Linked DNA regions of Homo sapiens: all the other regions are linked to region 3. A link is a loop called in an ENCODE intact Hi-C map of the cell type or tissue named here. Cell type or tissue: MCF 10A. All regions are shown on one strand. Region 1 has its middle 140 kb from the start of HHIP. Region 2 overlaps LOC105377460 (a long non-coding RNA gene). Region 3 overlaps ANAPC10 (anaphase promoting complex subunit 10).

Evidence for each region. Hi-C counts contacts between places; a loop is a spot of excess contacts. Peaks named below come from ENCODE experiments on the same cell type or tissue, not always from the same donor. Only the 100,000 strongest peaks of a DNase experiment are listed, where the experiment ranks them.
Region 1: a loop joins it to region 3, with 3 times the contacts of the local background. A loop is called at or near these places in 12 of 110 quality-filtered maps.
Region 2: a loop joins it to region 3, with 16 times the contacts of the local background. A loop is called at or near these places in 77 of 110 quality-filtered maps.

Annotation. Positions count from the first base shown.
Region 1 is chr4:144,784,487-144,792,486 of GRCh38, reverse strand. No RefSeq gene overlaps it. Among named protein-coding and RNA genes, the nearest start is that of HHIP, 140 kb to the right of the region's middle. In MCF 10A, a CTCF peak has its summit at 4,908 (motif pointing right); a DNase peak (open chromatin) is centred at 4,926.
Region 2 is chr4:144,170,457-144,178,456 of GRCh38, reverse strand. The region is part of intron 9 of LOC105377460 (a long non-coding RNA gene); the gene reads right to left. Among named protein-coding and RNA genes, the nearest start is that of GYPA, 34 kb to the right of the region's middle. In MCF 10A, CTCF peaks have their summits at 3,678 and 3,882 (motif pointing left); a DNase peak (open chromatin) is centred at 3,856.
Region 3 is chr4:145,057,748-145,065,747 of GRCh38, reverse strand. ANAPC10 (anaphase promoting complex subunit 10) reads left to right here. Exons shown (of 5, transcript NM_001256706.2): 4 at 1,056-1,176. Among named protein-coding and RNA genes, the nearest start is that of ANAPC10, 36 kb to the left of the region's middle. In MCF 10A, a CTCF peak has its summit at 4,203 (motif pointing right); a DNase peak (open chromatin) is centred at 4,227.

The DNA.
Region 1 (8,000 bases), 270 kb after region 3:
GAGGTCCACTCCAGACCCTGTTTGCCTGGATATCAGCAGCAGAGCCTGCAGAACAGCAAATATTGCTCAACAGCAAATGTTGCTGCCTGATCGTTCCTCTGGAATCTTCATCTCAGAGGGGTACCAGGCTGTGTGGGGTGTCAGTCTGCCCCTACTGGAGGGTGCCTCCCAGTTAGGCTACTCAGCGGTCAGGGACCTACTTGAGGAGGCAGTCTGTCCGTTCTCAGATCTCCAGCTGCGTGCTGGGAGAACTGCTACTCTCTTCAAAGCTGTCAGACAGGGACATTTAAGTCTGCAGTGGTTTCTGTTGCCTTTTGTTCAGCTATGCCCTGCCCCCAGATGTGGAGACTACAGAGGCAGGCAGGCCTCCTTGAGCTGCGGTGGGCTCCACCCAGTTTGAGCTTCCTGGCTGCTTTGTTTACCTACTCAAGCCTCAGCAATGGTGGATGCCCCTCCCCTAGCCTCGCTGCCACCTTGCAGTTTGATCTCAGACTGCTGCACTAGCAGTGAGCAACGCTCCATGGGTGTGAGACCCTCGGTGCCAGGCGTGGGATATAATCTCCTTGTGTGCCGTTTGCTAAGACCATTGGAAAAGCACAGTATTAGGGTGGGAGTGTCCTGAGTTTCCAGGTGCCATCTGTCACCCCTTTCTTTGACTAGGAAAGGGAATTTCCTGACCCCTTGCACTTCCCGGGTGAGGTGATGCCTCACCCTGCTTCAGCTCACACTCCGTGGGCTGCACCCACTGTCCGACAAGCCCCAGTGAGATGAACCCAGCATCTCAGTTGGAAATGCAGAAATCACCCGTCTTCTGTGTCACTCATGCTGGGAGCTGTAGACTGGAGCTGTTCCTATTCGGCCATCTTGGAACCAGAAAAGTCTTTTGATAAAATTTAACACCACTTCATGTTAAAAATTCTCAAAAAAGTAGCTATTGAAGGAACATATCTGAAAAGAATAAGAGCCATCTATTCTTAGCCCATGGCTAAGATTATACTGAATGGGCAAAAACTGGCAGCATTGCCTTGAAAACTGACACAAGACAAGGATGCACTCTTTCACCACTGATATTCAACATAGTATTGGAAGTCCTGGCCAGGGCAATCAGGCAAGAGAAAGAAATAAAGGTCATCCAAATAGGAAGAGGGAAAGTCAAACTATTCCTGTTGGCAGACAACATGATTCTATATCTAGAAAACTTCGTAGTTTCAGCTCAAAAGTTTCTTAAACTGATAAACAACTTCAGCAAAGTCTCAGGATATAAAATCAATTTGCAAAAATCACCAATATTCCTATATATCAACAACAGTCAAGCCAAGAGCCAAATCAGGAACACAATCCCGTTCAAAATTGCCACAAAAAGATTAAAATAACTAGGAATACAGCTAACAAGGGAGGTGAAGATCTCTACAAGGAGAACTACAAAACAGTGCTCAAAGAAATCAGAGATTACACAAAGGGAAAAATATTTCATGCTTATGGAAAAGAAGGGTAAATATTGTAAAAATGGCCATACTGCTCAAAGCATTTATAGATTCAGTGGTATTCCTATTAAACTACCATTGAGATTCTTGACAGAATTAGGGAAAAAAAAACTATTTTAAAATTCACATGGAACCAAAAAAACTGCCTAAATAGCCAAGGCAATCCTAAGGAAAACAAAAACAAAAACAACAACAACAACAACAGAAAAACCCAGAAAACAAAAATCAAAGCTGGAGGCATCATGCCACCCGACTTCAAACTATACTACAGGGCTATAGGACCAAAACAACTGGTACTGGTACAAAAACAGTTGCATAGACCAATGGAACAGAATAGAGAACCCAGAAGTAAGGTCACCCAACTACAGCCATCTGATCTTTGGCAAACCAGACAAAAACAAGCAATGGAGAAAGAATTCCCTATTCAATAAATGGTGCTATGATAACTAGCTAGCCATATGCACAAGATTGAAACTAGACCTCTTTCTTACACTATATACTATATATATATATATATATATATATATATATATTATATATATATACATATATATATATATTTATATATTTATATTTATAGAAAAATTAACTCAAGATGGATTAAAGACCGAAATGTAAAACCCAAAACTATCAAAACCCTGGAAGGCAATCTAGGCAATAACATTCAGGACATAGGAACAGGCAAAGATTTCATGATGAAGATGCCAAAAGCAATTGCAACAAAAGCAAAAATTGATAAATGGGATCTAATAAAATTAAAGAGCTTCTGTACAGCGAAGGAAAGTATCAACAGAGTGAACAGATAACCTACATAATTGAAGAAAGTTTTGTAATGCATGGATATGACAAAGGTCCAATATCCAGCATCTATAAGGAACTTAAGCAAATTAACAAGCAAAAAAACAAACAACCCCATTAAAAAGTGGGCAAAGGACATGAAAAGATACTTTTCAAAAGAAGACATACAATCATATGAAAAAAACCTCAACGTCATTGATCATTAGAGAAATGCAAATCAAAACAACAATGAGATATCATCTGACACTAGTCAGAATGTTTATTATTAAAAAGTCAAAAAATAACAGATGCTGGCGAAGTTTTGGAGAAAAAGGAACACTTATACACTGTTGTTGGGAATGTAAATTAGTTCAACCATTGTAGAAAGCAGCGTGATGATGCCTCAAAGTACTAAAGACAGAAATACCATTTGACCAAGAAATTCCATTACTGGGTACATGCCCAAATGAATATAAATTATTCTATTATAAAGACACATGCATGTGTATGTTTATTGCAGTATTATTCACAATAGTGAAGACATGGAATCAACCTAAATGCCCATAAGTGATAGACTGGATAAAGAAAATGTGGTACATATACACGGTGGTACATGGACTACTACACAGTCATAAAAAATAATAAGATTATGTCCTTTGCAGGAGCATGAATGGAGCTGGAGGCCATCATCCTTAGCAAACTAACACAGGAACAGAAAACCAAATACTGCATGTTCTCACTCATAAGTGTGAGCTAAATGATGGGAACACAAGGACACATAGAGGGGAACAATACACACTGGAGCCTTTTGGAGGGTGAGGGTTGGATCAGGATAAATAACTAATGGGTACTAGGCTTAATACCTGCGTGATGAAATAATCTGCACAACAAACCTCCATGACACAAGTTTACCTATATTAACAAACCTGCACATGTACCCCTGAACTGAAAATAAACATTAAAAAAAGGGTGAAGAAAACCAAATTACAAACAAAAATCGATTTATTCTTTTAGTTTTACCTATGTAATTATCCTTACAGGTGCTCATTTTTTTCTGCATGTGGATTTGAGTCACCATCTGGATTCCTTTAATTTCACCCTGAAGAACCCCCTTTAGTATTTTTTGTAGGGTAGGTCTGAGGTTCTTATACTGGTTTCTCATTTACTTCCTTTAGAAAGGAGACCATGTAATCATATAAATAGTTATGAAAATTGTTACGAAAGAATGATAAATTATAAAACAATAATTATATTTCACATTCTTTTGGAAATACAGTAGGTCTTTTATTACAAATATATTTCACATTCTTTGGACATACTGTAGTTCCTTTATTTTGAACCAGTTTTAAAGATTCTCTTGTTTTTAAAACTTTAAAAAACGTGTTTTTCTGTTAGAGTGATGGAAAAACTTCTTGAATGTAGCAATACAAATAATTAAATTATAAAAAGCACTTTAGTCTCAAATTATGAAATAAATTCTTTGTGAAATCAAATCTGGATCTGTAAACAATGGTGTTTGTTTAAAAAAAACTGAACAAGTAATGGAAAGTTTGGATAAAGGCACAGAGCATAATTCTTGAATACTGAGTGGTAAGATGATCTTTCATAACTCCCTTCAAAGTGTTTTATACATATAAACTTAAACCTCACATGTGTTCATCTGTAGATCATTTATCCACAAGTGTCTGTCACTAGATCATTTACCCCAGAGACAGGAGATACAATTGAAGATGTAACTAATGGGATCTGGAATAATAGCTTTCTAACAGAAGCAAATGTTATTTCCCTTTGAATAGCCTTGGGCTTTTAGAAAGAGCTAATAGGTGTTTGCCTAGGACCATATGCACTTACCTATGGACAAAGAAGACTCTAAAATAGCCTTTGGCTAATAGCAAGTGTGTTTAGTGACACTGTATTATAGAAACATCTCCATGTGCAGTGTGTAGTAATTCCACACTTTTTTTGCTTTGGTCGCTCAAAGACATTCATGTTTTCTTAGCCAGGTAGGCAGGGAGGCAAGTCTACTCCTTCAGGTCACTGAGGAATTGATTGCTGTCATAACATATCTGTTGGTATGACTGGGACCAACCATGCAATATTGATCTTACTCAAGAATTGAACTTTGATCAAAGTTGTTCTGAGAAGTTTTCTCTCAGCATGACTCATCAGGAAGTTTTCTTAGAAACTTAGTGGCTATCTGTGAGGTCTGGCCACTGATGATCTATCTTCTTGTTGAGGCAAGATTTTTTATCTTAGCCAACTAAAGAAATCCCTTCTATAAAGAGTTCTTCTGCTGAGCCTTTGGAGGATTAAGTGCCTTCTGCAAGGGGAAGCTGGTATGGATCTGGTTTATTTCTTAACTCTGAGGAGTCCATTTTGAAAACTATCAACTAAAGCAGATTAACAAAAGCTATTTTTGGATTCTACCCGTAGTTCCCAGTGCTTAAACACAAGTCTTTCCTACCCTGAATGTGATACATTTGAACAAGGAAAACTAAAATGACCCATTTGATTAATCTTAAAATTTTATGAAAGTTAGTTTCAAAATATGATTTTTGAAGGGAGAGTGTGTTGATAAGAGGATCTGTTTTTGTAGGGTCTTTCCATTTGGCAGGTTACCTGAGGACTGGTTTATTTACTTCTTCCACTAGGTGGCAGGACTTTTAAGCAATGTTGCAAATGTGTCCCAGAGAGTCCTCTTGAAACAGAGAAGTTAGAATTGTCAACATTTGATACAAGTCAAGAAGTTTAACTTTCTTATGCTCCTGGGCTTCTAAGATTACCTTGTTCCACATTTCTCCCCATAATGCAGTTTATTTTTCCAGGCAAGTAATGCATTAAGAATGTGTTTTCACTTTTGGCATCATGTCACAATTGCAGAAGTGATTTTATTCTCAGATCTTTGACTGAAACATCTGTGATATCTTGTTTTCAGGAGGAAAGAGAGGTGCACTATAGATTTTGAAATATCAAAAGACATTTCCATTTTCATTTTCATCTAAAATGGCCATGGAGGAAGATGAAGTATTGGTGTTGATAGGACAGGGTTGGAGTGTTTAGACCTGAATAGAATGAAAATACATAAAAAGAAATAAAAGGAATGGTATTAAGATGTGTCAAACTACAAATGTAGGAGAAAGTCAGTTGCTTCTGTGAATTAGTATCTTGTGAATTATTGGGTCCAAAGTATGTTTTGCTACATTTTCATTAGTGAATAATGGCCTTTTTGGCTCATGATTCAATGTGAGTGGCATTTGGGGTGATCCTGGCTAATTGAGAAATTAGTCAAGATGCTTTTGAAATCATGTCATCAAATACAAGTGAAAAATATTTTCCTAGCTATCTGAAAATAAACTTGTGAAAAATGAAAAGGTCAAATTGCCATAAACTCTTTTGGTTTTTGTTATGGGCAGTTGTGAATAGCACCACTCACTCTCAGATAACTGGAGCTTGAGTTACATGAAATAAGCCTTTGGAATTAAGTTAATGGGTGGTCTTTACTTTAGTTTGTTACTCTGGCACTTGGGTACCAATACTTAATATTCATGATTAAATCCAAGGAGAAAAATGCTTAAAATTACAACCTCCTTTTGTGTTTGGAGAAGAATCTCATTTCAGCCAAACTTTTTATTTAAGCAACATGTTTTAACTCTCCTTAGTGGAGAAGAGGTAGAGTTCCAAGTACTATTAAATGTTTACCTTTGGTTTACTTGCTGTAGAGTGTGACAACTTTGCAGATGTGTTTCCGACACAAAGAGACAAGGAACCTGCTTTTCTGTCTCTCTCTCAACACAAAATCTCACAAAAGCCTGTATAGTGCAGATAGAGCTGTTGGAAACATTCAGGCACAGAAACTCCCCAAACACGTAATCACTTGTCTCCTAGGTGGCTCCTGTGAATGACTGGCTTTCACAGACAGGTGCTTTTATTTAGAAATACATCCTATGAAGACAGCCAAAGGTGCAAGGTGTTCTTCCTGTCAGGGCGAGTGATGGGTACAGTATGAAGGAGTAAATGCGTGGGATAGTGGAGAGTTGAAAGCTGAGCTGTTCTAATCCCTTGGAGCAGGACACCTGGAAGCTCCTCCTGCTTCTTCCCTTTCACAGCCCCTGGTTTTGCCAGATATAGGAGGGTGGAGGGAAGTACATAAATAGTGTATTTATGTGGATGGGGGATGGAATGAGGGGGATGTTTGGGGAGTTTAATCCCAGCCAGGAACATCAAAAAGGTACTGGGGTGGTTCTTTGATTTTCACTTTAGTGGCCTTTACACTCTATGCCTGCTTTTGACTCACTGCTCTGATGGCCATGCCTCTACTTCCTGCCTCTTTGGTCCTTGAAACTCTCTAGGTTAAAGCCAGAGTGCAGTAGGAAAATATTATTTGAAAAGAATGGCCAGTGCGATGAGGCCATCTCAGTAAGATGTGTAATCCCTTTGGCAACTTTTGAAACATTGGTTGTATCTTCCACAAGAAAGACCATACATTACTCTCTTGCAAAATAAGAATATTCTTTTCTCCCTTATTTTGAATTTATGTTAATACCCATCAAATTTAATAATTTGTGCTTGACAGTTTAATTAAAGTATTATACTTACATGACTCTGTATGTACTTTGTCTAGAGTAAGGAAACCTAACTTAGATACTGGTTAATAAGCTGAATCTTTTCTATGAGGCAAAATACAGTATAAATATACTCATATGTTATAGAGGAAAGACTTTGGAATTACACACATTTGTTTTAAATTTAGATTCCAACGTTTATTACATATGTGACTTTGAGTAAGTTATTAAACTTTATGCCTTGGTTTTCTACCTCTGTTGATGAAAGAGGTTATTAATATCTTTCTTTTAGTGCTGTGATATTAAATGAAGCAATGAATGTTAAACATGAAGCATTCATTCAAATATAGAGATAGGCTCAATGCATGCTAGCTACTTCCTTCCACAGTCTATGGTAGAATCTGTTTCAAAACGAAGATTAACCATGAAGTAATGCTTTCAAAATGTTATATTCTTGGCTAATTTTTAATCATTGTAGAAAAAATTCCTTAGATGCATTTAAGTTTTCTGCTAATGGCACACTCTCCTGAAAGAAATTCCGGGCAGAGAAAACAGCAGCTAAAGACAATGTTTGGTGAATGAGAAAAAATAGAAACATGAGTAGTGTTCTAATTCGAAGTTTTTTTTTTCCAGTCATATGACTTTTTTTCATTAATACTCATCTTTAGACATATGAGCATGTGCCTTTCTCCACATATGACAGCTATTTTTAAGATATTAGTGTACTCCTCTCTGCCTATTTGATAGAAATCTAATTGCAGGAATAATAAAATCAGAATATTAGAGCTGGAGAGACTATTTTTATTTTTGTATTGGTACTTAATAGATGTGCATAGTTTGGGGCATGTGATACTTTAATACATTCATATAATTTGTAAAGTTCAAATCAATGTTACTGGGATATCTTTCACTTTAAATGTTTGTCTTTTCTTTATACTAGAATATTAAAATCATTCTTTTCTAGCTATTTCAAAATATACAATAGATTACTGTAAACTCTAATTACCCTACTGATCTATCAAACACTAGGTCTTATTTCTTCCTCCAAGCTGTATATTTCTACCCATTAATCAAACTCTCTTCATCCCCTTCTCCCTTAACCCTTCCCAGCCTCTGGTAACCACCAATCTACTCTATCTTCATGGGATCCACTTTTTTAGCTTCCACATATGAATGA
Region 2 (8,000 bases), 890 kb after region 3:
CTCATTTCAGCCTCATACCCACATTGCAAGGTATTCATGATTACTGTCCTCTTCCAGGTGAAGAAATTGAAGCTTGTCATTTGAACAAGTTGATCAAAGTCACAGAGAGACAGAAAGAGGCTGGTTTGACTTCATAGTAAGCTCTCTCAGCCTAGATGCTGTTTCTTCTCTTGTGGCTTGTTGCCTAGTAATCCTGTATCACATTGACTTATGATCTTGATTCTTCTATGATGTCTTCTAGGACTTCGAACAAGTCACTGCACATTAGGGCCCTGATTTATGAAGAAACGTCTTCACAGAGTATTAACTTGGATTTAACTAATTCTATTTGCTTCCTGCTCACAGGAGAGGACTATATATAATATAGTCTGTGCTCTAGTGGTTACACACTCAGTCCCTAGTTTTAGTGCTCCCGCAGGTGTATACAACACTGTTTTTACCAGGGAACTGAATTATTAGGGTCTAACCCTCCAGGGGTGTCGGCATTTGCCAGGATGGATGTATAACTTAGTCCACATGAGCTGAAGTTTTACTACACACATGGGAACTTCAGGAATAGCTTCCTGCTCCTTGAAAGTGTATCTTCAGCCCAAAGAGCCTTTTCCAGGCCTATTTAGTGGTATTTGTCTAATTATAGGTGTTGAATAACTGTGTCCTTCAAACTAAACTACATTTTAAAATTAGTTTTCATGCCTTAAAGTAATTAAAGTCACAGTCCATGTTCAGTCATTCCTATAGTAAACTGTCCCAGTGCCCTTGTTTTCCTTCTTTTCTTTCTTTCTCTTGCCCTCCCCACCCCCACCTGATATATTTTCTTCTGCAGCATTTTGGTGTCTAGAGGAAGCTAATTGGTAGTTATTCCAAATAATAAAGTTAGCTCTTTGTTAATTATCATAAAATTTTTCTTGGGGGAAAATGAATACTCTCTTAAATTTGACTTTGGATTATCTGGTAGGATTTCTGTATCAATTCTGGACAATCTATTTTGTTGGCTAAAGTTTCCCAAAAGAATAAGGGCATATAAAACACAAATTTAAAATAACATTAATGAAGTCTAATACTTGAGTAGCATTTTGTGGTTTTCAAAGCACTTTTATAAATGTCAAGTCATTTAATCCTACGACAACCTTCTGTGGAAGGACACAAATTTTAATTAAACATTTATTTCAAGCTAGATATTATGTCAGTGCTTTGCATTTACACTCTGACTTTATATTCATGACAGACCTTCTAGGCATGTATTATCTCCATTTCATAAATGATGAAATTGAGGCTCAAATAAGTTAAATATCTTGTCTAGTATCACACAGCTTTAGGATTTCACCTGAGAATATTGAGACCCCAAATCCAGAGTCTGCACCTGACATTCCAACCTGCTAGGGTGGTTTCCAGTGTCATTCCCAAAGAACACAGTCAAAGCCATGGGAGGCTTAGCCTGTACCATATGTCTCATTGTATAGTAACAATTTTTGTAGAGGAGGCTTACACATATCAGTCTACATCACTGTTACATCTCAAAATCCTCTTCTTTAAAGTTTATTTCCTCAACTTCTTAATTTTATACATATATATATATAATTATAGAGAAATATACAAGTAAATATTTTGGGGGCTTTCTTCCAGATGTCCATAGGAAGATAAAGAGCTGGTGCAGGAATGAGACATGTTGTCTCCAGATCCATGGAGAGTTTTTATTCTACTCCAAAATGGTTTGTAAGACCACAGTTGGTAACTCAACTGTAACAGTTCTTACATGAGTCACTGGTCAGACTGTATGTCCAAAAACAATATTAGATTTGTAATTTGACAGGGTCAGACTTACTCCAAAGAGAATTTAGCCCTTCTAGATGACTTGAAATGTAATTCAAATTTTTGCTTCTTTCTAGAATAGGGCTGAAATAGTAACGTGTACTGACTTCAGGACCCCCTGCTGTTAATCTGACATAACACAAATTTACTACTTTCTTTAATAGAGGGAAGTTCCAGTTTGCAGACTTAAGAGAAGAGAATAACTAGGGTAAGTGAGGTATCATGAAAGAGAGAAATGATACCTGGCTGGGTTGAATTTTTAAATCTCTCAAAAAAGAAGTTTTTTCTCTTAATATCCTTTACGACACATTTTATAATGATACATATATGATTCTATTTTTGTTCCAAATAATAAATTTGTACACACCCATGCACGTTTATGTGTGTGCATGTGTATATGTACTTCATTATTAAGTGAAGTTCACTTCATGATAAGAAATAGCTCCATAAATCTAAAACATGATAAGGGTGAAACAAAATTAATGAATGTTTGAGATGTGGGTCTGGATCATTTTATAAATACATATGTGAATCCTAGTTTCTAGTAGATTTTGAAATCCATAGTCTATAAAATTCCATAAGAGATCCAGCTTTCAGATATAAAATGTCATATATTGTAATTCCTATATAAATATTTCCTTTAAGTTAATGGCTATTTCATGGTAATAGTACATCATTAACTACAATCTGTAGTTTTGCATTTAACTAAACTTTTCACACAAATCATACAACAGATTCCCAACATGTTTTCAAATGTGTCTCCTAAGATACAGTGGAAAATGTGACTTATATTTAAAACTTAATAAATAACTCATTGATGTGAAGTGTTTTAAGTATGGCAATGTGCTGTTTTAAACAAAGTAGTGAAAATATATCACTGACTGTGTCTAGTTGTTTTCACTTCTTTCAAGGTTTAGATTTCCTTTGCCTGCCTGTCTGATTTAACTGGAAAAAAAAAAAAAACCCTTATGGAAAGTGGGAACCTTGCATACTTCAAAGTTAACCAAGATCAAAGTCAAATGAAGTCCACTGAATAAAGAACAAGCCTAAATGCAAAATGTGTCACGTTGATATTGGCTTGAGTCTTTTAGGTTATGGCTTGTACCAAAGCCTTAACTTTGGATTTGTCAGGTATCTAAGCACTGTGAGGTCTTATGGGAAAAAAAATGGTTTACTTAGTTTCTGCAGGAGACCATTTAAACACAAACTTATCTACATAACCAGGGAAATAATGTAGCTATTGGTAAATGAAACCTTGAAAATGTGAAAGGCTTCTTGCCTGTTGCATCTTTGTTAGCTGCATTTAACTCCTGACAAATATTCATCTTCTACAGGCTACATCTTGTCTAATTACAGAATTAGAAAGTTTTAATATGAATTATGCCTCCCTAAAATGTGAGCATGCTAAAAAAACTGAAATTAGCTATTATATCTTTCTATCTCTGCTAGAAGCATCTCTTAAATTGAGACAGTTTCATTGAGTCTTTTCAGGATTCCAATCTTGTTTGTTTTTGAATCTCCACAAATTTAGGGTCTGGGGATTTAGGCTAATGTTGAGTTCAATAAAAAAAAATGGAGAATTATTAACATGCAAAAGGTAGTGTGGTCTGTTATTTAAAAGATGCAATGGGTGTTCTTGAATGTTCTGCTTCATTGGAGCCCTCCTACACCAGACATGTTACCAGTAAAGGCACAATGTTTTTTCCTTGAAATGGTCCATGCTGTTTCACTTGAAACGGTGTGTGCTGCTGCTGGGTGTTCTGTGGTTCTGTCTCAACAACATTACTCAGAACTCACATTCAGCAGGTATCAACCAATAGGCCCTTTGGTATCAGAGAAGGAAATAAATCACATTCTCTAGAAACACCCATCTGTTTTGAATAGTCCCATAGATAGATGGCTGTCTGTTTCCTGGAATATTTAATATTAGAAAAAACTAGTCCAAACAGTTTACTCTCCTTAAGACTAAGCAGCAAAAGGTCTTCCAGTAAATGCACTGCATAATGGGAGAGGCCAGAGACATCCGCCTGTGACTCAAAAACGGAAAGAAAAAAATACTGATAATTTCTGTGACTTTGGTGACCTCTAGCGATCAAATCTTAGAACAAATCTACCAAGTTTCTTTTCTAAAATAGAGGGCTCTACAGAGTTAGATATTACATATTCGTTTTCTAATTTTTCTACTCATTATTTATTTATTGGTTATTATTTTTAATTGCCACATAATAAGTGTACATATTTGTGGAGTGCAATGTGATATTTTCATACATGTGTACAATGTGTAATGATCAAATCAGGGTAATGAGCAAGACAGTCACCTCAAACATTTATCATTTCTTTGTGTTGAGAATACTCAAAATCCTCTCTTCTAGCTATTTGAAAATATACAATAAATTGTTGTTAACTCTGGTCCACACTACAGTGCTATAGACCATTAGAACACATTCCTCCTATCTAGCTATAATTTTGTATCCCTTAACCAATCTCCCCTAGCCCCTCTTCCCCCTACTCTTCCCAGACTTTGTAACCACGGTTCTACTCTCTACTTACATGATATCAACTTTTTTAGCTTCCACATATGATTGAGCTCATGTGGTATTTGTCTTTCCGTGCCTGGCTTATTTCATTTAACGTAACGTCCTTCAGGCTCATCCGTGTTGCCACGAAGGACCAAATTTCATTCTTTTAATGGTTGAACAGTATTCCACTCTTTATACACCACATTCTCTTCATTTATTCATTTGTTGATGGACACTTATTTAGGTTGATTCCATATGTTGGCTATTGCGAATAGTGCTGGAATAAACAGAAGAGTGCAGGTATTGGCCGGGCCTGGTGGCTCACTCCTGTAATCCCGGCACTTTGGAAGGCCGAGGCTGGCTGATGACCTGCGGTTAGGAGTTCAAGACCAGCCTGGCCAATGTGGTGAAACCCCGTCTCTACTATAAATACAAAAAATAGCCAGGCATGGTCATGGGCACCTGTAATCCCAGTGACTTGGGAGGCTGAGGCAGGAGAATATCTCGAACCCGGGAGGCGGAGATTGCAGTGAGCCAAGATCACCTCGCTGCACTCCAGCCTGGGCGACAAGAGCAAGACTCCATCTCAAAACAAAAAAAGAGTGTAGGTATCTCTTTGACATACTGATTTTTGAATATACACTCAGCAGTTAGTGAATCATATGGTGTTCTATTTGTAGTTTTTAGAGGAACCTCCATACTACTTTCCATAGTGGCTGTACTATTTTACATCCCACCAACAGTGCATAGGAGTTCCCCTTTTTCCAAATCCTCACCAGCATTTCTTCTTATTATTATTATTTTGGCTTTTTGATAATGTCCATTCCAACTGGGGTGAGATGATATCTCCCTATGGTTTAGATTTGCATTTCATCGGTGATTAGTCGTGATGAGCATTTTTCCAGATCCACAAAGATACCAATGCATCGTGGTCCCCAGGTACAACCTCACTCTGAGATTCTGATTTTAGGGCTCTTTCTCTTTGATCATGAGTGCCTTCTACCGTATTTGTATTGGTTAGGGTTATATGGTTGAAAGCAAAATAATGCTGTCTAATGGAAGACAAAGTATAAACAAACAAACAAAAAGAATTGCTCAGGAGATCCAGGAAAATGGTACTGAAGAGTCATTCTCTCCAGGGTGTGTTTAGGAAAAACCAGCTTAAACCAGGTTCTGTGTTCGAATTCCTCCACTCAAGACACCATATATGTAGGTATCTCCTTCAACCCTGCTTACCAATAGGAAATATTCTACATAGAGCCAAAGTGATTTTTATTTACTATTACTATACTACTTAGTATATATTATCAAATTGTGTACTTTAAAGTTTTCCCAGATAAATAATGATGCTAATTAGGTATCTCATTGACCATCTCATGTCTTGAGGGAACAACTTATATGCTATTTCTGGGTTCTAGTAGTTTTTTTTTTTTTTCACTAGCTATGGAATTTTGCAGAATCATTAAACAAATCTATGAAATGTATACAAATAAATCCTTAAATCTCTATTGAAGTTATTTAAGTATTACATTACTAAAATCTTTTTTCTTTCTTATGACATAGCATTTCCTTGTTTATTCTTTTAAACTATATTTTGCATCAGTTACAATTTATACCAAAGGTAGTACATTAGAAACATTACTATATGACTCACTAAATCATACCAACTAATAAGATATGAGTCTAGTGACATAGAAAGTGACTGAGTACTTAAAAATGCCTTCTTCCATCATTTCTTATTCTGGGGCCTTTTGTCCAATAAAGAAAGACATCAACATTTTCAAGTACTTTCTTCTCCTTCCTCCCTATGTCCAGGATCTGAGTAGAATGCCCAAATAAAAAAGGTGTCAGCCTTCTGTACTGCCACATCCTATGAGGGAAAAAAAACAACCCTGGTGATTTAACTGAACACATAAATGAGAAACAGATTTGTGTAACATGAGTTTGCTCCAAGCCACAGAAGGCCGACACCATCCATTGGCATATTTTTAAGGTGAAGGGATAATTGAATCCCTTCTACACTAGACAGATAGTTTGTTAAAAAATGAAGCAGCAGGATTTGTCTGGAAGAGACAATTCAAGCTCACATCTCACTTATGAGAAAGCGTGGCAGGACTGAAGGGCATATTTAGCTTTGTACTAAACATCCCCACATGATTAGCCATGCACAAAAGGGCCCCTTTAGTCATTTGAAGCCAAATTATATGCAATGGCTTTAGCAAGAGCAGTCACCACAGTCTTCACTGTGTCACAGAGAGACTTGCAAAGCCGCTTATCTTGGTCCCTGGCCAGCTCAGCTCAGCCTCAGCCTTTGCTTCATTCTGTTAATGATTCCCTAATTAGACACTTCAAGGCTGTCCTAATTAAGACTCTTTTGGTTGCAAGTATCCCAAACCCACTTTAGAATATCTTCATAGAACAAGAAAATTTATCTGAGGGATACTGGGGAGCCTCACAGATTCCAGGCATCAGAAAAGGTGGGAAACCAGGCAGTTCAGTGGACCCCAGGAGATTTTTGGTGATTCTCACTCAAGAATTCTATTAATAGGGCTAAGCTTCTAGCACCCAGTCTTCTGTGTTTCTCCTGAGAAGAATTAGAAGGCCTGAAGTTGTATCCAGTGTCCATGCATGAGCTAATCAGCCATAGTCAAAATTAATGGTCACATAACAAAGTCTATGTCTTCTGAGTGCCACCACTGACAGAGAGCAAATTACTCCAATAAAAGGGATAGGTTCTGGGCAAAACAATCTCTTAGAAGGCCACAGCTGGATATTACCAAAACCTGGAATTTAATTGATTTGATATGGACTAGGTCATCTCCATTCTCCAGTTCTCACAACTAGACTTAGAGACCTTCTAGCGCCTGTTTATACAATCTGAAGATACTACAGTCCTGTCTTTCTCCTGATTGCTATCCATTAGGATAGAGTGGACACTTCTATTTGCTCCATGTACAGGCAGACAGATGACTGCCACATCTCTGTCTTCAGTCTCGATTCCCCTTCTGAGTCCCAAATTCAAGAGTCCATCTTCTTCCTTGACCTCTCCACTAGCATATTCCAGAGAAACCTTAAATTTAACAAATCTAAAATGAAGCATGTGATTTTTCTTTCATTTCCCATCTCTATAAACAGAACCACTCTTTACCTAGTCATTCAAGCTGAAAACTTTGGAAGCAACCTTTAGCCTCCCTCTTATCCTCCTCACCCAATTAAACACAAAGCCACTCAATATTAAGTTCTAAATAGTTAAAACTTAAAGATGCCAAGGTAGGAGGTTTGCTTGAGCCCAGGAGTTTGAGATCAGCCTGGGCAACATAGTGAGAGCTTGTCTCTACCAAAAAATTAGCTGGCCAAGGTGGTGCACACCTGTAGTCCCAGCTACTCAGGAGGCTGAGGTGGGAGGATCGCTTGAATCCTGCAGGTAGAGGCTGCAGTGAGCTGTGATCACACAACTGCATGCCAGCTTGGGGAACAGAGCGAGACCCTGTCTCAAAAAAAAAAAAAAAAAAGACGGTTATTGAATCAGTTTAACTAACACCCCAATAGCTGCCTTAGTTGAAATATCTGACTTTACTCTTATCTCAATTTCTGCTAAGAGCTTCTTACAGTTCTGCTTGTCAACCTTGTTACTTCCCTAATATCTGTTTATCCTGTAGACAGTATGGCTCC
Region 3 (8,000 bases):
TCTTTTTTCTACTGTAACTATATATGTACATGATTATTTTAAATAGTTCTATAGCAGTTCGTTGAATGGCTATATTGTAATTTATTTAACCAATTCTCTATTGTCATGGATATTTAGGCTGTTTTTAATTTTCTAGTGATTTAATCACAGGACAAGATTTTTCTGCATCCATTTTTTTCTCCAAGGCCAGCCTTCATTAGACATCAATTTTTGAGTGATTGTGTTACTGTATTTTAATGCATTCTCAGAAGTTTGAATTAGTAGGTCAAAGGTTGTGTTTCTACTAACTGGTGATGAAAGCACCTTTTTCTAATCAAATTTGAGTACTATCAGTTGTTTAAATATTTTCCAATATGATGATAAAACTAATATCTCTGTGTGTTTTAATTTCTCTTTCTTTGATTATTAGACGTTGAACACATTTTCATGTTTTGTTGGCCACTTGCATTTTTTCTGAGGTTCGTTTTCTATTATGTGTTTCTTCTTTCCCTAGGATATGTATATTTTAAAATCAATAGCAAAAGAAAGAAAGAAAGAAAGAATCAGCAGCAGAATTCTATTTCTTGCATTAAAACTAGGTTGTTGTATTTTTTAGGAAAGGTAGTTTTCTCTTTGCTGGACCCAGTTCCTCACTTAGCTAGTTATTTTCAAGTATTTAATATAGGAAATGAAGTAAGTACTTAGTAAAGGAAACCAAACTTATGAGAATAATTTCTTTGTCTAAAATACAAATGAAGAGGATGGAAATCCTTAATGCTTGTTTGCATGATAAAGTACCTAATTTGGCTTAACTGATCCTTCTTTGCTTGCATCTGGCTCTTGACCATGTTCTACATAGGTGTCTGTATAATTAACATATTATCTGGGCCTATATTTAACATACTATCTGGACCTATATTTTTACATTTTTCATTTTTGTTGAAATTAAAAGATATGAAAATGTTGATTCAAATACTCCTTTTAGCAAACTATGATTTTTAAAATCAGAAGATAAGATGCATTGGAAATCTTTTCATATGATGAAGTGCATGTTATTTTTACTTTATTGCTTTTAGAAGAAAAACAACAGTGAAGACATTATGTATTTATGCAGACTACAAATCTGATGAAAGCTATACTCCAAGCAAGATCTCAGTCAGAGTAGGAAATAATTTTCACAACCTTCAAGAAATTCGGGTATGTCTTTCAAATTTTTAAAAATATGTCATCCTTTAACTTTTACTCATTAGAAGATAGTCACAGTTGACATTACATTAGACAGGTTAAAATGTTAATATATAAGAGAAAAATATTGGAGAAAACATGTTTGAGTGTAAAATTTTTTTCTTCTGAATTCTGATTGTTCTCTTTATTTTTTCCACAATATTTTATTATTGAAATTTTCAGACATACAGAAAAACTCAAAGAATTGTACAGTGAATGCCAGTATACTCACTTCCTAGATTCTTCAGTTGTTAATATTTTGCTATATTTGCTTTATTACAATCTGTCCATCTAATTTTTTTGTGCATTTAAAAATAACTTGTGCATATTTGTCCATTTCACCCCAAATACCAGTGTGATATATTGGTAGAGTTATCAACATTTGCTTAATTTTCATTTTTTAAGATAAAATTTATGCACAATTTTGCATAATCTTAAGTATATTACTTGGTGAGTTTTGACAAACACATACATTTATGTAATCCCAACTCCTGTTAAAATATAGAACATTTCCACCACTCCAGAGAATTCCATCATATCTGTTCGCAGTTCAGTCTTCATCTCTATCCTACCCTCAGAAATAACTATTATACTGATTTTATTGATTGATTGATTTTTTATCATAGATCCATATTGCCTGTTTTACAATGTCATATGAACAGAGTCATACAGGATATAACTTTTATGTATGGCTTCTTTCACTCAGCCTAGGGTTTTTGAGATTTGTCCACGTAGTTGAATGTGTCACTGCTTCATTCTTTTTTACTTCTGAGTTGTATTTCACTGTTTGAATATACCACAATATATTTATCCTGCATGAAGTTATTAGGACAGTGCTTTAGTCCTGAAGTATTTCAGAGGTATTTTCAATGACTTTGAACTACATAATTGTGAAGCTGTGGCTGTTGACATTTTTTGGTCAGAAAATCATTAAGCCCAAATAATCATTAAAATCTGGTGGTTCTGAGAGATTTGGGAAGCACTTGTGATCTTTGAAAGGCCTCCAGTTAATTTGTGGTCTTGGCTCTTATTTGACTTAGTGTTTATATTAAGACCGTGTCTCTAAATTTATGTTTAATCTGAGTTAGTAATAAAATACTTAATAGAAATCACATGTACTTTCATTGTTTTCTTATTAAGTAAGTGTTGTTCTCGTAAAACTTGCATATGTATTGACAAATAAGAACAGGTGAGGATATTGTCCAAGGTATTTTTGTTGTTGTTTTGTCTTTTGAGATATTCATTGTTTTTAAAAAAATTATTAAATATTGTATGTATCATGTACAGTATGATGTTTTGAAATATATATACTTTGTAGAATGACTGAATAAAGCTAGTTAACATATGCATTACTTCACATACCACTTTTTTGTGGTGAGAACTCTCAAAATCCACTCTCTTAGCAATCTTCAAGAATATAACACATTGTTTATTAATGTAGTCACTGTTATATACTGGATCTCTTGATTTTATTCTTCCTATCTAACTGAAATTTTGTACCCTTTGACCAACATCTCCCCAATCCCTCCTTCCATTATAGCCCCTAGAAACTATCATTCTCCTTCTGCTTCTGAGTTCAACTTTTTAATATTCCATATGTAAATAAGATCATGTGGTATTTGTCTTTCTGTGCCTGGCTTGTTTCATTTAACAATAGTGTTCTCCAGTTCCATCCACGCTGCTGCAAATGACAGGATTTCCTTCTCTTTAGGGCTGTATAATATTCCATTGGGTATATATACCCCACAGTTTATTTACCCATTCATTGATGAATACTTAGGTTGATTCTATATCTTAGCTATTGTGAATAATGCTGCAGTGAACATGGGAGTGCCATCTTGCTGACATCTGAACTCAGGTTGTTTGTTACTTTGAGATAACTTCTTGGTCTTGTTATAGACAATTATCTTAATTTACTTTTTTTTTTTCTTTTCTTTGGAGACGGAGTCTTACTCTGTCACCCACACTGGAGTGCAGTGGTATGATCTTGGCTCACTGCAACCTCCACCTCCCAGGTTCAAACAATTCTTAAACCTCAGCCTCTTGAGTAGCTGGGATTACAGGAATGCGCCACCATGCCCAGCTAATTTTTTCTATTTTTAGTAGAGATGGAGTTTCGCTGTTTTGGCCAGGTTGGTCTCGAACTCCGGCCTCAAGTGATCTGCCTCTCTCGGCCTCCCAAAGTGCTAGGATTACAGGCGTGAGCCACCATGCCCAGCCCTTACTTTTAAGAAACCCTTCTTGAAAACTAATTTCAGCTTCTGAAAAATTGAAAAATTGTTGTAAATTAGTTTTCTTTTAATTTAAAAACATTTCTTCTTTTGTCTGACAGGCCATGCTGGTTGATGTGTACTTCCTGTGCTTGAATAGATTAATAAATAAATCAGCTCTTAGTCTTCTTAAGTTTTTCTATTCACCCAGTGCTTCTTAAATTCAGAATATTTTAAATTTTTTTATCATAATCTTTTTTTTTTTTCTTTTTTTGACAGAGTCTTGCTCTGTCACCCAGGCTGGAGTGCAATGGCCTGATCTCAGCTCACTGCAGCCTCTGCCTCCCAGGTTCAAGTGATTCTCCTGCCTCAGCCTCCTTTGTATTTTTAGTAGAGATGGGGTTTTGCCATGTTGGCCAGGCTGATCTCAAACTCCTGACCTCAAGTGATCTATCCACCTCGGCCTCCCAAAGTGCTGAGATTACAGGTTTGAGCCACCGCGCCTGGCCTCTTATTTTTGGACCAATTGACAGCCCTTCTTTTAGTCACATATCTGATACATTTAATCAGTGTTTAGTTCTCTGATGACTTGACGTATTAAATTGTATTTTATTAAAAATTTCACATTACCAAATGATTGGATCACTCATATTGGTAAGCCTTTTATAAGTAGAGTTGGCTTGTTTTGATTTATAACTAAAGATTTATCATATAGCTCCTCAGGCAGTTGTGATAAGTGAAACACTAGCAATAAAATGTTTTGATTTGATATACGTGGTATATATTTGAAACCTCCTCTAGATGTCACTGTTGTCCTTTATTTTCTAGTTTCGTAGCCTATTTGTACTAAGTTCAAGACCTCATGTAATCTTAGTTGTACTTGTTTTTCCTGGAGAATATATATTCAAGAACTCTTTGATGCATTTTTGGGAAGTGTACATATTCATATGAAATTTCTAGGTATCTGTATTAAAGATGTTTTGTATTCTATTGTAAATTTTACTGACATTAAATAAGGATTTTGAGAAGTTAACAGGAGAAACTTTAAGCGATATTTGGACCTTGTAAAATACTTTTAATCTAGTCTTTGCTTCTATTATGTCATCTAAGTGCTGAAACATTAGCCATATAGAAAAAGAGCTCTTATAGGTAGTCTCTTAATTTTTTCTAAGTGTGTTTATATTTCTATTTAGTGACCACATAGCCTCATGAGACCAGTAATACAAAATATTATCAGGTGATAATGTGAGTTGTTTTCCTGGAAAACTTAATGAACATACTACTTTTCTGCCATAGTTCTCACTCAGGAACTACAATTTTTGGATGTTGCTTTAAATTGTTAGTGCCTAGCTTTTGCAGCTCGTGATATGAATACTTTTATCTTTTAATTATACATCTTTGTATGAGATTTATACTGTTTACCTTTTTTTCTTTCTAAGTTAAATAGGAGCCTGATAGCACTTTGCTTTTTAAGGAAAGATGAAGCAGATCATGATTTTATTTTTTCTGTTATTCTACCACAATATCTAAATATATAAAAAAAACTTTGCTGCTTCTGACTCATATACTAAAACAAGTTATTAAAATAGTGTGAATTTTTATGAGGTTTTCAGAGTCATCATTTCATTAGTTATAGTACTGATTTAACTGAGTGGAAAATCCACCTAAATCTTTTTTATTTTTCCGTGGATGTTTGCCCACTGGAGGGTGTAGTGTAGTGTGTATTGAAATGTTTTAATAGATTTTCCTTTTTTTTTCACTAGAAATTATGAATTTGTTTACTTGAGATGCTTATTTTTTGTAATTGTTGATTTGAAGTAGTAACTTAAAAAATAGTCTAAGTTGAGAAAAGCATATAGCTGCCTTATTTAGCAATAAATTATTCTTTTTCTATCCTATTTATTTTCCTTCATTTTAGTTATGAAGCATGTATTGTATCTAGATCTTTGTTACTTCTATTGATAACTCTCTACAAAGGCATCAGACCCTTCCTTTAATACCCTAGAATGTGTATTTTAACCACTATACCTGAGGACTTAAATTGAACTTTCTGCTGAATAGTCACAAGATACTAAAACTGGATTTGGCCAAACAGAATATTTTTAATGACAAAATTGAAATTATTTATGCTTCTCGTTCTACTTTCTTGTATTCAAAATATCCTATTCCACATAAATTGAAAACCAACAATTTAAGAACACTTTATAAGATGTTTGCAATTTATTGCTTCTACACAAGAGACTATTTCTATATAGAAGTGATAATTTAGCATTTCTGAGTCTACACTGTCTTTCTTTGCAGAATGCTTCATCTCAGTTGGGTTACTTTTGTGCATGAATTCATGTTATTCAAGAGAAATTTTCAAATCAAGATGGTAGTTTTTAAATTCTTAAATCCCTTGCGTTTTAGCATTATGTTTTGATTTAATGTTGTTCTTTTCTTTTGCTCTCAGAAGGAAAAATAATGTGTGAGATTTTTTTTTTATCATTTAGAGCAATGGACCAAAGAACATTATATTTTAGATGTGATCATTATAGCATTTTAGAAAATATCTCTAGCTGAAATTCAAGGATACTTAAAGTCCTTTTCAGTTTGCTAACTAGTTATTGTTGTTTTTAAAAATTATTGTAGAATATTTTGTACTTAAATATGAAACTAAAGTGTTTTTTAGACACACTGTGACAGTTCTCAAATTATTTCTATATTGTTATATGAGAAACAACTTGTTAAGGTTAAGTAGACACTTTCAGCATATGTGAAAGTTGTCCTTTGGTTTATTGCTTCTAAAATTTGTGGCCATGAAAGGATAAAATATTGATAGAGCACAAGAGCACAAGATCGAGTGCTTAAGTGAATTTTAAGCTCTGTTTTTGTCTTCAGATAATAAAGCTGTTACCAAGTGATTTTTTTTAAAAGGAGGCTTGAAATAAGTCTTCAGTGTTAGAGAGAGCTGTAATGTTTTCCCATGGTTTCATGTGGCCTTTCGCTCTCTACTTGTGTCTTATTTCAGTAGCACAACCATGTGAGTCCATATATGGTACTTTGACAGAAGTGGTTAGTATGTCAGTTCTTCTGATAAAATAATATTTCCTATTAAAATTTGAGTTCCCCTAATGTATGTGATAGAGTAAGAAGATGCAGACAAAAGTTCTGGCTCTATTTGTTGATCCCAAAATCTACTTATATTTGCTTTCTTATGAGGGGCCTATTTTAAACAATTTGATATAAAGTGGAATGGCTTAGGCAGTATCTATAAACATAAATTGGTTTGATAAGACAGAAAGTGTAATTTATCAAGTCTTTGGAAAAATAGTTTTTGTTGAATTTAGCTAGTTTAAAAGATTTTTTTAAAAAAGTAGTTTCATAACTAACTTTAGTTCATCTTTGAAGTCATTGTAGAATGTTTTGGTGTGATACACATAATTTTTAGGCCAAAAAATGTTACCTTCTAACCTTCTCTAAAAGCAATATATAGAATTTTTGAAAACTTTTATTTATTATTGTATGCATCACTTATTTCCAAAATGGAGTTGAGGTAACTATGCATTTGGGGCATATTTCCTTTTGGAACTAAAATATGTTATACAGAAAAGTAACATCTGTATTTTTAAGAAGAAGTATCATCTATATTTTTTAGAAACTTAATTGTATCTTGTTTTTGTTTGACCACAAACTTATACTGTAGATTATTTAAGAGATGTAGTCTGGCATTTCATACAAAACAGATTCATGCTTTATTCTGTGAATAATGCTGTAGGGCCTGCTAAGTGCCAGGTACTGTGTTAGATACTGGGGATACAATAAAGTCACAGTTTCTGCCTTTGAGCACTTCATAGTCTCATGGAAGAGATATGCAAAAAATTCTCAGTTGCCATTTAGTATAGTAAGTACCTGGAGGTGGCTATGGGAACACAATATTGTTTTGTGGTTTTTAAAGCCCAGTGGTTTAAAAAGCTGAAGAGGTTGATGGTTCAACTGACTGTTTAGGATAAATACAAAGCCTATTCAGGTGCAAAATCAAGTGGAGGCATTCTAGCAGGGTCATGATGTACATAAAGGTATGGAAGCACAGTAGCATGGTATAGTGACAGAAGTGCAAGTAATTCAGTCTGCCATGGAAGCTGGATAGGTCTGAGGGAGTGGTAAGAAAGACTGGAGAAGTATTTATTCATTCAACACATATATTGTGATGTAACATGGTTCCCATACATAAGTTTACATTCTTGTAGGGAAATAAATATAGTATATAATTGTTTCAGTGAAAATGTATAGTCAGATTGTACGTAATGGCAGACATTAAATGAGGAAACATCAACACAGCTTAATCATGGGAATGGGGGAGCTGGAGCACCTAGAGACCAGGTAGATATAATATTAGCCAGGTAAAAATTACGAGGATTTAATTAAGGCTATGGCAGTTGGGTTCCCTATATTTGAAATAAATTAAAAGGACTTGTGACTGATTGCTACCTGGGGTATATTCAGAATATTGGGTAGGATTTGAATAAGCAGAAAGGGGCATCTGGAATTCTCAGCTTAGGCAACTGGTTGAAAGTTGGCATTTACTAGTAATGGCATACAGAGAAG